Regions from separate parts of the Mus musculus genome. Here region 2 is linked to region 1. Evidence: chromatin loops called from intact Hi-C (ENCODE). Cell type or tissue: heart. All regions are shown on one strand.

Evidence for each region. Hi-C counts contacts between places; a loop is a spot of excess contacts. Peaks named below come from ENCODE experiments on the same cell type or tissue, not always from the same donor. Only the 100,000 strongest peaks of a DNase experiment are listed, where the experiment ranks them.
Region 2: it touches region 1 in a loop (2.1-fold over the local background); 4 of 42 quality-filtered maps call a loop at or near these places.

Annotation. Positions count from the first base shown.
Region 1 is chr13:45,635,463-45,640,462 of GRCm38, forward strand. The region is part of intron 6 of Atxn1 (ataxin 1); the gene reads right to left. Among named protein-coding and RNA genes, the nearest start is that of Gm34582, 110 kb to the left of the region's middle. In heart, a CTCF peak has its summit at 1,994 (motif pointing left); a DNase peak (open chromatin) is centred at 2,099; H3K27ac peaks cover 584 bases.
Region 2 is chr13:45,691,313-45,696,312 of GRCm38, forward strand. All of the region lies in intron 6 of Atxn1 (ataxin 1), which reads right to left. Among named protein-coding and RNA genes, the nearest start is that of Gm34582, 170 kb to the left of the region's middle. In heart, CTCF peaks have their summits at 2,883 (motif pointing left) and 4,894 (motif pointing right); DNase peaks (open chromatin) are centred at 1,359 and 2,399; H3K27ac peaks cover 2,185 bases.

The DNA of each region.
Region 1 (5,000 bases):
GGATCCAAATTCAGGCTGTCAGGCTTGTAAGACAAATGTCTTATCCACTGAGCCATTTCCTCGGTCCTGGACTTCTTTTCTTCTTGTAGAAAGCCCACAGTATACTTGATGCTTGGTCTTGGCTGATACTCAGGACTGCTATGTGTAAAGTACAGCAAATGTCCATTATAGAGCTCATGAAACCATGATGTGAAAAAGGACGTGAGAGATAAGAAAGGTTGAAAGAGCTAAGTGGAAGAAGCGCAATCTTCTGACAGGGGAAGTATCTTCTCTGTCCTACGCTGCTTCGGGAGGTGACACCTACCAACCTAGGTCATAAGGACCTAGGAGGTCTGTCACATTTTGGGATCTGATAATTTTTACTACTCAGGGATGGAAGGGGTTAATTCTCTTACTGTAGTTAGCAACAGAGAAAAAGACAGGCCAATCAACAAAACTCATGGTGTCGCAGGGTAGAAACAGGAGCTGACAGGACCTTTCTGAAGGGGATCAGAGGACTTACAGAAATAAGTGACTTAGAGTCTCTTTCCAGTTAACTAGACTTTGAGCAATGGCTTCCCTAAAGCCTGCGTTCACAACCAATCACTTGACCTCTGGATCCAATTCATTATTAAAAATGGTAAGACTCCATCTTAAAAACCCTTTTCTGCAATAGAGGAAGATCCCAGAAAAGGGATTCAACTGTGAGGGAGAGACGCTGAGTTTATGATGTGTATTTTTTCACCTACTTTCATAATCGTCCCGTCCCATGGTTTTAATGAAGAGGAAATAAAAGACAATATGGCTAGATAATTAGTCTTGATTCTCACAGCTGGTGGGCAGCAGAAGTAGAGCATGAATCCAGAACGGTCAAATTCTAACATGCACTCTACCCCAATGGACGCTTACAGTGGTATACAAGTAGGTGCTTAATAACAAAAAACCTGGTAGCCAGGGATAGGGAGATGGCTCGGTGGGTAAGGCCTTGGCTGTTTAAGCATGCAGACCTGAGGTCAAAGGCCAAACACCCACAAGGAAAAGCCAGTGCAGGCCTGTAACTCCAGTACTGGAGGCACAGGGTAGGAAGCTCCTGGCAGCTCCTGGCAGCTCATTGGCAGCTCACTGGCAGCTCACTGGCAGCTCACTGGCAGCCAGATGAGCTGAAAGGCTGAGTTCCAGACTCAGTCAGAGACACTATCTCAACAATAGCGGTGGAGAAAGAGATGGAAGGAGGCATCTGATAGCAACCTGTGGCTACAGCAGATACATATTGTGAGGTTTAACCGACCAGATGAGCTCACGGTGAGCTTCATTCTTAACCTAGGTTGGTTAAATACCCCTTAGTCATTTATTATAATGGAAACAGTCATTGTCATCAAGAGGACTGATACTGGCTGCTTGGGAACACATGACTGTCACTTGCTTTGACATTTTCCAGGAGGAATGCAGTTCTGCTCTTGTATTTAACATTTGCATGATGAGACTCGCTGTTTATAGAATGGTGCTTGCATTTTCCCCTCCTGTGAAAAAAAGCTCTCTCTCTCTCTCTCTCTCTCTCTCTCTCTCTCTCTCTCTCTCTCCTTCTCTCTCTCTCTCTCTCTCTCTCTCTCCCTCTCTCTCTCTCTCTCTCTCTCTCTCTCTCTCTCTCTCTCTCTCTCCCTCCCTCCCTCTCTCTCTCTCTCTCTCTCTCTCTCTCTCTCTCTCTCTCTCTCTCTCTCTCTCTCTCAGCATGGCCATTGTTTTCATGGGCATCTGGTTTTTCAGTCTTGATAGGAATTTGGCTTGTGCTTTCTAATTCATCTATGAGTTTTTATATAACATCATGCAATTTAAAAAGCTGGGGTATCTGGTTTTATGATGCTATTAAGAAAAATGTAAAGGCTCTCAGATGCACAGAGACCCAGGCTCCTTTTTGCTCCACTTCACAATTTTTTTTTTTTTTTTAAAGCAAGTATAAAGTTTTGCAGAAGTTTTGTGAGATTCTTCTCCCCCTGCTGGCCACTCACGGAAGCTGCCTGAGCTGACCAGATGCTGGATGTAAAAAGTCAAAGCCAGGGATGGTTTTATGCTGTTGGCACACTCTTAGCATTTAAAAAATTAACGCTCGACGTTGTTTGGCTTCCAAACATTGGGACTGAATCACTAAAAGCACATGAAGAACTTGACACGGATCATGGAGGTGGCTGGCGTCAGAGGAACTAGCCTTTGCCCTAGTCTCTCCCTTTCTGTCACGCTGGGCAAGTTGCAACCGTGACTGGCCCAGTACTGCCCTTATGGTTACCTCCAAGTCTGAAATACTATGACATTGCCATGAACCTAATTGACATCTCTTCCCTGAAGGGATGTATAATCCACTTGATGATAAGAGATGAACTCTGTAAGCCAATTAGAGAGTCCATGTGTTGAAAGCCGTCATGGAAAAGGAACCTGAAGTGACCTGTGGAGAAGGGAACGTTCTTCTATGTTGCCAGCACTGGGAGTTCTGAATAATAGTTACCTCATCAGCTACCATGGACTTCCTCTCACTGTTCAATATTTTGAAAAATACATTTTATCCAGTGAACCATATAAACTTAAGTGAGGATCGTCTCTGATGGACTCCTTTTGTTTGTTTGTTTGTTTTTGTTTTGTTTTGTCTGTGCTTTCTTGGCTGTCCTTGAACTCACTCTGAAGACCAGGCTGGCCTTGAACTCATAGAGCTCTAGCTGCCTCTGCCGCCTGAGTGCTGGGATTAAAGGTGTGCACCACAACTGTCCAGCTTTGTTTCAGAATCCAAAGATGTAAAACAGTATAAATAAATAATCCCTTCAGTGAAGTCGTCGTTCTCATCTTCTTCCTCTTCTTCCTCCTCTTCCTTCTCCTCCTCTTTTTCCTCCTCCTCCTTCTTCTTCTTCCTCTTCCTCCTCCTCCTCCTCTTCTTCTTCTCTAAACTTTCAATGTTCAAATACTGAACCTTCAGTAGACTGCAAATCTATTAGGGTCCTAGATAGCCAGGCTTCGAACAAAGCCTCTTATCTATGCAACAGTGTGTCTTTCAAATGAGTAGGCCACTCCTAAAGATGGGAAGTATTCAAAAAGAAGAAGCAAAAGGGATGGTTTATAAGATTAGCTACTGATCTACACTCTTGAAGAAAATGGCAAGATGATCTTACATTATCAACAATAGTAAACAACTCATTTCCATGTATTACTGACTACAGGGATTGGCTGTCATGGTTCTTATTAGCACATGTTACTTAAATATTAATAGTAAAGTAAATTCAGTGGTTTTTAATACGTTAGTAAGTGCTGCATGCAACAGTTGGGAACTCAGGAGCCTTATTCATAGGGCAGACTCAGTGAAAGCCTTCTGGGATGTGGCGGCTGCTCCAGCCTAGCAAGACGTCAACACACAACTGTCACCACTATTTTCTAGAATCTTCTACATGTCCTCTTGAAGGTAGAAAACAATATTGTGGGATAAAGTAGGATTTAAGATATTTGACAATGGAGCAAGGGCAGGAGAGAATGAGAAGAGATTCTAAGGCCATTGATGGTGCCCAAGGCTAATCCAATCCTGCCAATAACTAACTGCGGAAGAGAAGAAGACTGGTACAATACACATGCTGCTGGCTTTGTGTGTATGGAGGGGGACCAAGTTTCCAGTCATTCAAAGCCCTGCTGAGATGTAGTTAAGGCCTTTGTAAGCCAGCAAATCACTTGAGGTAACACTGTCATTTCCCCCCATTGTGTTGAAGCTGTCTTTACACAGGCCCTTTAGTCGATGGTCAGTTCTTGAGGTTAACTTGAAAACCTTAGATTATTTCTTCATCTCTAGATATCTTACATGGCAGGCCCCTGAGGCATATTAGTTAGATACAAGATTGAATGTGTGAAACAAGGTTTGGTTGTATTGAGGTGATAAAATGTATAGCATCTTGTAGGGCAATCCTGAGATTAATAAGATTAATCTGTAATGAGATTGCTATAAATGCTGATCCTAGGGCTAGGAAGATGCATCTGTGGGTAAAGTTCTTGCTGTGTAAGGATGAAGACCAGAGTTCAGATCCTCAAAATCCATGGAGAATCCACAAGGCACAGCAGCCTGTCTGTAGTTCTAAGAACCCTGGAGTTGGAGACAGAATACCTTGGAAACAAGCTGGGTAGCCAGCCTAGCCAACCAGTGATCTCTGCTCTGAGTGCGACCATGCTTCAGTAAGAAAGGCAGAGAGAGTGATCAAGAAAGATACCTGATGTCAATCTTGAGTCTTCCCATACATACAGACACACAGACAGACAGACACACACATGCTCATGAGTCTACACACATGTAGACATGTATGCACATATACATAGAGCTAAGATCTTTTAAGAACGTTGATTCCCTGAACTGTACTTGATAGACTCTGACTCCCCATATTCTAGTAGTACTTAATAGCAGAGACTCTGGCAGGAGCAGCTAGCACTTCTGACAAGGTGCTGTGATCAATAGATTATTGATTTGGATCCCCTTTGTAGAAATCCTGATCCACAGGTCAGACAGACATGCTTGATGCATCCCCAAATTCAAAAGTAGGAAATTGAACTAGCAATGAGTACAGTCTCAACATTGAGTCTATCAAGATTAATGAATCCACGGCTTTAGGCTACTTGGGGATAACTGTTGGATACCTTCGCTGTCTTATCTCATAAGCCCACGCAGCTAGGAGGCACGCACCCCACTCCCACCTCAGAATTATCCTAAAACAAAACATAAAAAAATCCAACTAACTAACTAACTAACTAACTAACTTCCAGTGTCCATACATGTCTGTCTATGGCAACATTCTCCATCTTTGAGAAACTTTACTCTCAGACTCCTTCACCTCCAAGAACAACAGAAGTAAATAGGCCTAAATGATGCCAGCTTCAGCACCTTTCAAGGCATTACTTAAATCTCACTTACACCCTAGGAAATCCAATGGGTGTGTAAAACCTAAATGCAGCCCAGTCCCATCAAAACAAAAGCCCTCGGCATCTAAAGCCTTAAACCTTCCATCTGT
Region 2 (5,000 bases), 56 kb after region 1:
AAATCTAGGGCTGTCATAATGGAGAAGGGAGCTTTGTGGCCAGTGCTTTGCTCTATGGAGTGAGTTTGACAGTGCTTACAAAGCCCCAGGAATGAAGAATGTATAGCATATAAAAAAAAATCACTCCTGTGCAAGCAACAAAGGTTCCAGAAGGGGGAAAAATATCAGAAATGAACAGAAACCAAAAATGATCTTAGCAAGAGGGTTTAAGATCAATAAAAAGGATGTGTCCCAGTGTTGGTGAAGACGACAGACATCCTGACTGAAGTAGTGGCATACCCTAGCTCTGGGACTCGTGCTGTGGGTCTGTTGGCCAATTCTGCCAGCATCACCAGCAAATACATTCAACTGCCAGGCACTCAAGAACAGAAGGGAGACAGTCTCAGGAACTTGTGTATATATGCTCGAGAAAGAAGTAGAATTTACAGGAAAACGTTGGTTAAGGGCCTAACGGGTATGCTCCAAAGATTTTGCCTCAGTTACCAAGGCAAATTCTCAAAAGCTGAACATGTTGGCACTTGCCCGGACTTCCGGAACTTGGCATGGAGATATGGGAGAATTAGGAGTTCAAGATCACCGTTAGCTGTATAACAGCTTGAGGCCAACCTGAGCTATGGGAGACCCAGTATCAACAGACAAGCAAACAACAACAGCAACAGCAACAACAGTAACAAAACCTCAAACGACTGTGAACGAAGATCATTACTTGTACGGCATCCTGTTTCTATTTCAATTTTGGCGAGGTCAATTGTTTCAGGAACATAAGCACAAGTAGATAAAAAAGACCTTGCAAAGAAAGACCAACTTGCTTCAAAATAGGCTTCAAAGAATGCAGTTTGCTGCCTCATCTAAAGGGGTTCTGTGCTTCTGCAAACCGCTCTCAGCGAATCATGTAATATATTCACCCAGATGAAAGAAGATAAATCAGATCTTTCTATCTAAGAGTCTTCTTAGCAATAATCTACTATACAGCAAAGCATTAGATCCCTGGTCCCACAAACTTCTAGTGACAAAAGTCTGGCTCTGAGATCTCAGGTAGCCTGACTCAAAAGCAGCTAATACAAGTTTTATCTTTCAGTGTTTCACACTTCTTGGGGCACACACAAGTATGGATTGACCTTATTCCCTTGCTAGGAAGTTTAAGGCAGAGGCTCCCAGAAATACGGCTCTGAGTAATTCTGCCCAGCACCCCTCTTGGCACACCTGAGTGCCTTGGCATCTCCAACTCCAGTGGAGCGCTTCTGAGATAAGCTCCCGAGCACAGTGAACAGAGATGGCTCAGTCCTGCACGCTGGACTGAGAACTTCTCCTGATTCATAACCTTCTTTTAACAAATAGTATTCTAAAGGTCAGTTAGAAATCGTCACGGTCGGTTAGGCGGCTCCACCCCTTCCTATCCCCACTCCCCCCTGCCCCCAACACAGATATGGCAGGAGTTCACAGACTCTTCTTTGCACAGCTCTTTCCTTCTGTGAGACTGCTGGGGGGTGGAGGGAGCTGAGGAGAGCGTCTGTGCCTGCAATGGCTGGACCTGGCCAAGCAACTCAGAGAGCAACAGTTAAGACTCCTCTCAGAGAGAATGGCCTATACTCGGGTCTCCAAGAGGTTCCTTCTCCGGGTAACATACAAGGGAAGCGGCCCGAAATGAATGAAGCTACCATAAGTGAGATTTGAAGGAGGTGAGGGGAGAGATTCAAATGAGCAAGACAGGAAATCCTTGTAGAATCCTGCATGGAAAAGGACAGAGCCTCCTCACCTGTGGTCCACAGGCCAACCTGCAATTTCAAACAAGGACTAAACATGTGGAGGGAACCCCCTGTACACACACACACACACACACACACACACACACACACACAGATGATAATAAAATGTCCTCTCTCAGACCCTCTTACCTATTTCAGAATGTTTGTATGATCTAGAAATTGGTATCGCAGATGCAAACCTAAAAACTCCGACCTGACAGACACATCAGGAAACCACTTGAGTGTTCTTAGAAGAATGTGCACGTGCGGTTTTCTTACTCCTAGACCAGAATTCACACCCCTTGTCTCTGTGCTGTTTGAACAGGCAGAGTGCTGTTTGGTTTTGCCTGCTTCTTCCTAGGTGCACTCTAAATGGTATTCTAAGCAGTTATTCTGATAAAGGGCTGGAAAAACACCCAAGCTTTAGGACACCTTCATTCCTGTCATCCTCAGAAGCAGGGAAGTATGATGTGGCCTTCCAAAACTGGCTTCTGGTAGCTTTCTCTCCTCCCAAACACCACAGAGCAGAAGCTGGGCCTCATCTGAAGTAACCCATCAATTCTTTCCTCTAAGTGGTATGCCTGAGGGGGAACGCTCCCCGTGACCTTGTGCTTAGCTAACTTCCCGTGTCATGCAGCACTTCCGGCCCAGCTCCGTGCCAGGAATAAAAGGGAACGCAGATGTCAATGAAATGACGGGGCTATACGAGATAAAAAGATCGCCATCTGTAGACAGTCATGTGTAGGCTGCTCATAGACAAGAAACCACAAACCACTCAGTTGGAAAAGAGGAGGAACGGCGTGGGGTGGAATTTTGCTTTTTAAGTACCCCAAAATCCCCCAGGCTCACTAATAGTTACACTATAATATGATGGCCTTAAATGCTTTCCCTACCCACAGCAATATCACACATATCACAGACATTTAGCATCTACTCCTACACTGCAGTGAGATCAGTGGATAAGACTGTGACTCTCCAACACTTACACAAAAAGTCAAACATGGCCATGAGACACATGTGACCTTAAAACGGTGGCAGGGCACGGAGACAGGAGGACCGCTTGGGCTTGCTAAGCTGTCAGCACCCACATTGTCTAGCTTCTATTAGCCTGTAATTCCTGCTGCGGGGAACCTGATACCCCCTTCTGGCCGCTGAGAGTACTCTCACTCATGTATGCACACATATGTACAATTAAAAATAAGGACATCTTAAAGGTTGTTAGATTTACTCACGTTTGCGTGTCGACAAATATATCTGGGCATACACACACCATGTCAACGTATAGGGAGATCAGAGGACAATTTGAAGGAGTTGGGTCTCTCCTTCGATCACGTGGGGGCTGAGGGCCTGAATATATATCGTTAGAATTGTTGTGAGCCCCTTTAGCTGCTAAGCCAGTGGCTCTCAACTTTACTAAGGTGGTTCCTCAGGTTGTGGTGACCTCCAGTCATAACATTATTTTCACTGATACTTCACAACTGTAATTTTGCTACTGTCATGAATCATAATGTAAATATCTGTGCTTTCTGATGGTCTTAGGCGACTCCCGTGAAAGGGTTGGTTGACCCCCCCCCAAGGGGGCCAGGACCCACAGGTTGAGAAGTGCTGTGCTAAGCCATCTTTACATCAGAAGGCTACACTCAGCGCATTAAGCCAAAAGCACCGGAAACCTAGGTTGTAGCAAACCATTGGTTTTTAAAGGAGTTAATGAGGAAAAAGGAGGAGCTGATCTGCTCCACGGCAGAGCAATGTCTCCGTGACACTCGACACAAAAGCTACAACTGCAGAGGTCATTCACTTCCATTTCTCTTGTTGTCCATCTTGAAATGTGTCACCGTGTGTGTGTGTGTGTGTGTGTGTGTGTGTGTGTGTGTGTGTGCTGAGACCCAGGTCACATGGCCACTTGCCACATCGACTACAAAATTCAGGTCTCCTGACTCCTCCTCCTTCAGCTTTCAGTGCCTTCCCCTTCCTGTGCAAGGCTTGAAGCCTCTCAGCTCTCTGAGAGCCAGGTGGAGACACACACACCTCTGTGGGTAAAGGCCAACTGTTAGGAAGAGTGTGACAGAAGGGAGCGGCTGCTAATGAGACAGGCCTGAGTAATCAGGCTGAGGCGTTGTCGGCAGGAGCTGATGAGGCTGGACCGCTTGGCCGAAGATGCTGTGATCACTGCTCACACCTGACAACACCCACACTCATACCCGTCTGCGTGCAAATACACATTCCTTGGCGATCCCTGTTTGTCACACCCTTCTGAGGCACCGGCCTCAAGGCTCTCAGGGCATGAGGACCAAGCTGAAAATAGAAACGGAGGGTTAGAAGGGTGGGGCAAGGTTCAAGCAATTCAAGCAGTGAAAAGAAAGTCCTCGAAGCATGCCTGAGGAGGTCACTGGAGTTTCACATTTTCTTCTTCTCTGCTCACTCTGTTTACAGAGAGATTCTTCAAGTGCCTTAGAGTTGACCGTGTGGTATCTCCAATTTTACTCTTCAGGACCTTAGAGAACTTTTATATCTGAGGTCTGATATAAGCCCTTAATTGCAACAGTGTAAAAGGCAAACCCACCATAACAGTCACAAAGCTGGCCTGGACCAAAGTAACTCCTCTCATTTAAACGGAAGTTAGGTCTGAGAGTGACTTTCTGTAAGACTCATGCTTCCCAGGAAAACAGCAACTTAGAAAACATCATGATGCCAGCAAGTGACCTGCCCAGCAGTGTTTGCGGTGAAACATCCTAAAACTTAAACCCAACAGGGCCCCAGAGTTGTCCGTGAGCGTGACGAAAACTTTTATGAGAAAATAACGTATACAATTCTCCCCCCATGCTGCAGCCCTAAACCAACATGTCCGTTGCTTATTGATTAGGAGGCGTACAGCAACCCACAGATTTATAAAATAACACTTTCTTTGGTGGTGATGGGGGTGGTGAACTGCCTGGGGTCATCGATATATTTGACCTTAACAGTATGACTAAGAATAAAGGACATGGCCATGGGTTCCAGGGCAAGTCACAAACTTATAGAATCCACGGGAGCACACCCACCAGTGAAAACATGCTAAAACAGCAGCGCCTTCCATCAGCTACAATGAGGGGCAGCAAAGTATTGCATTTAAATTCAAGTGTGTTCCATAGCTGCAGTTGCTCATGGAGGCCAGTAGAGGGCACTGAATCTCCTTGGGCTGTAGTCACATAGAGTAGTGTGTTACTCTGATGTGGGTGCTGGGAACTGAACTCTGGGCCTCTGGAAGAGTAGCAT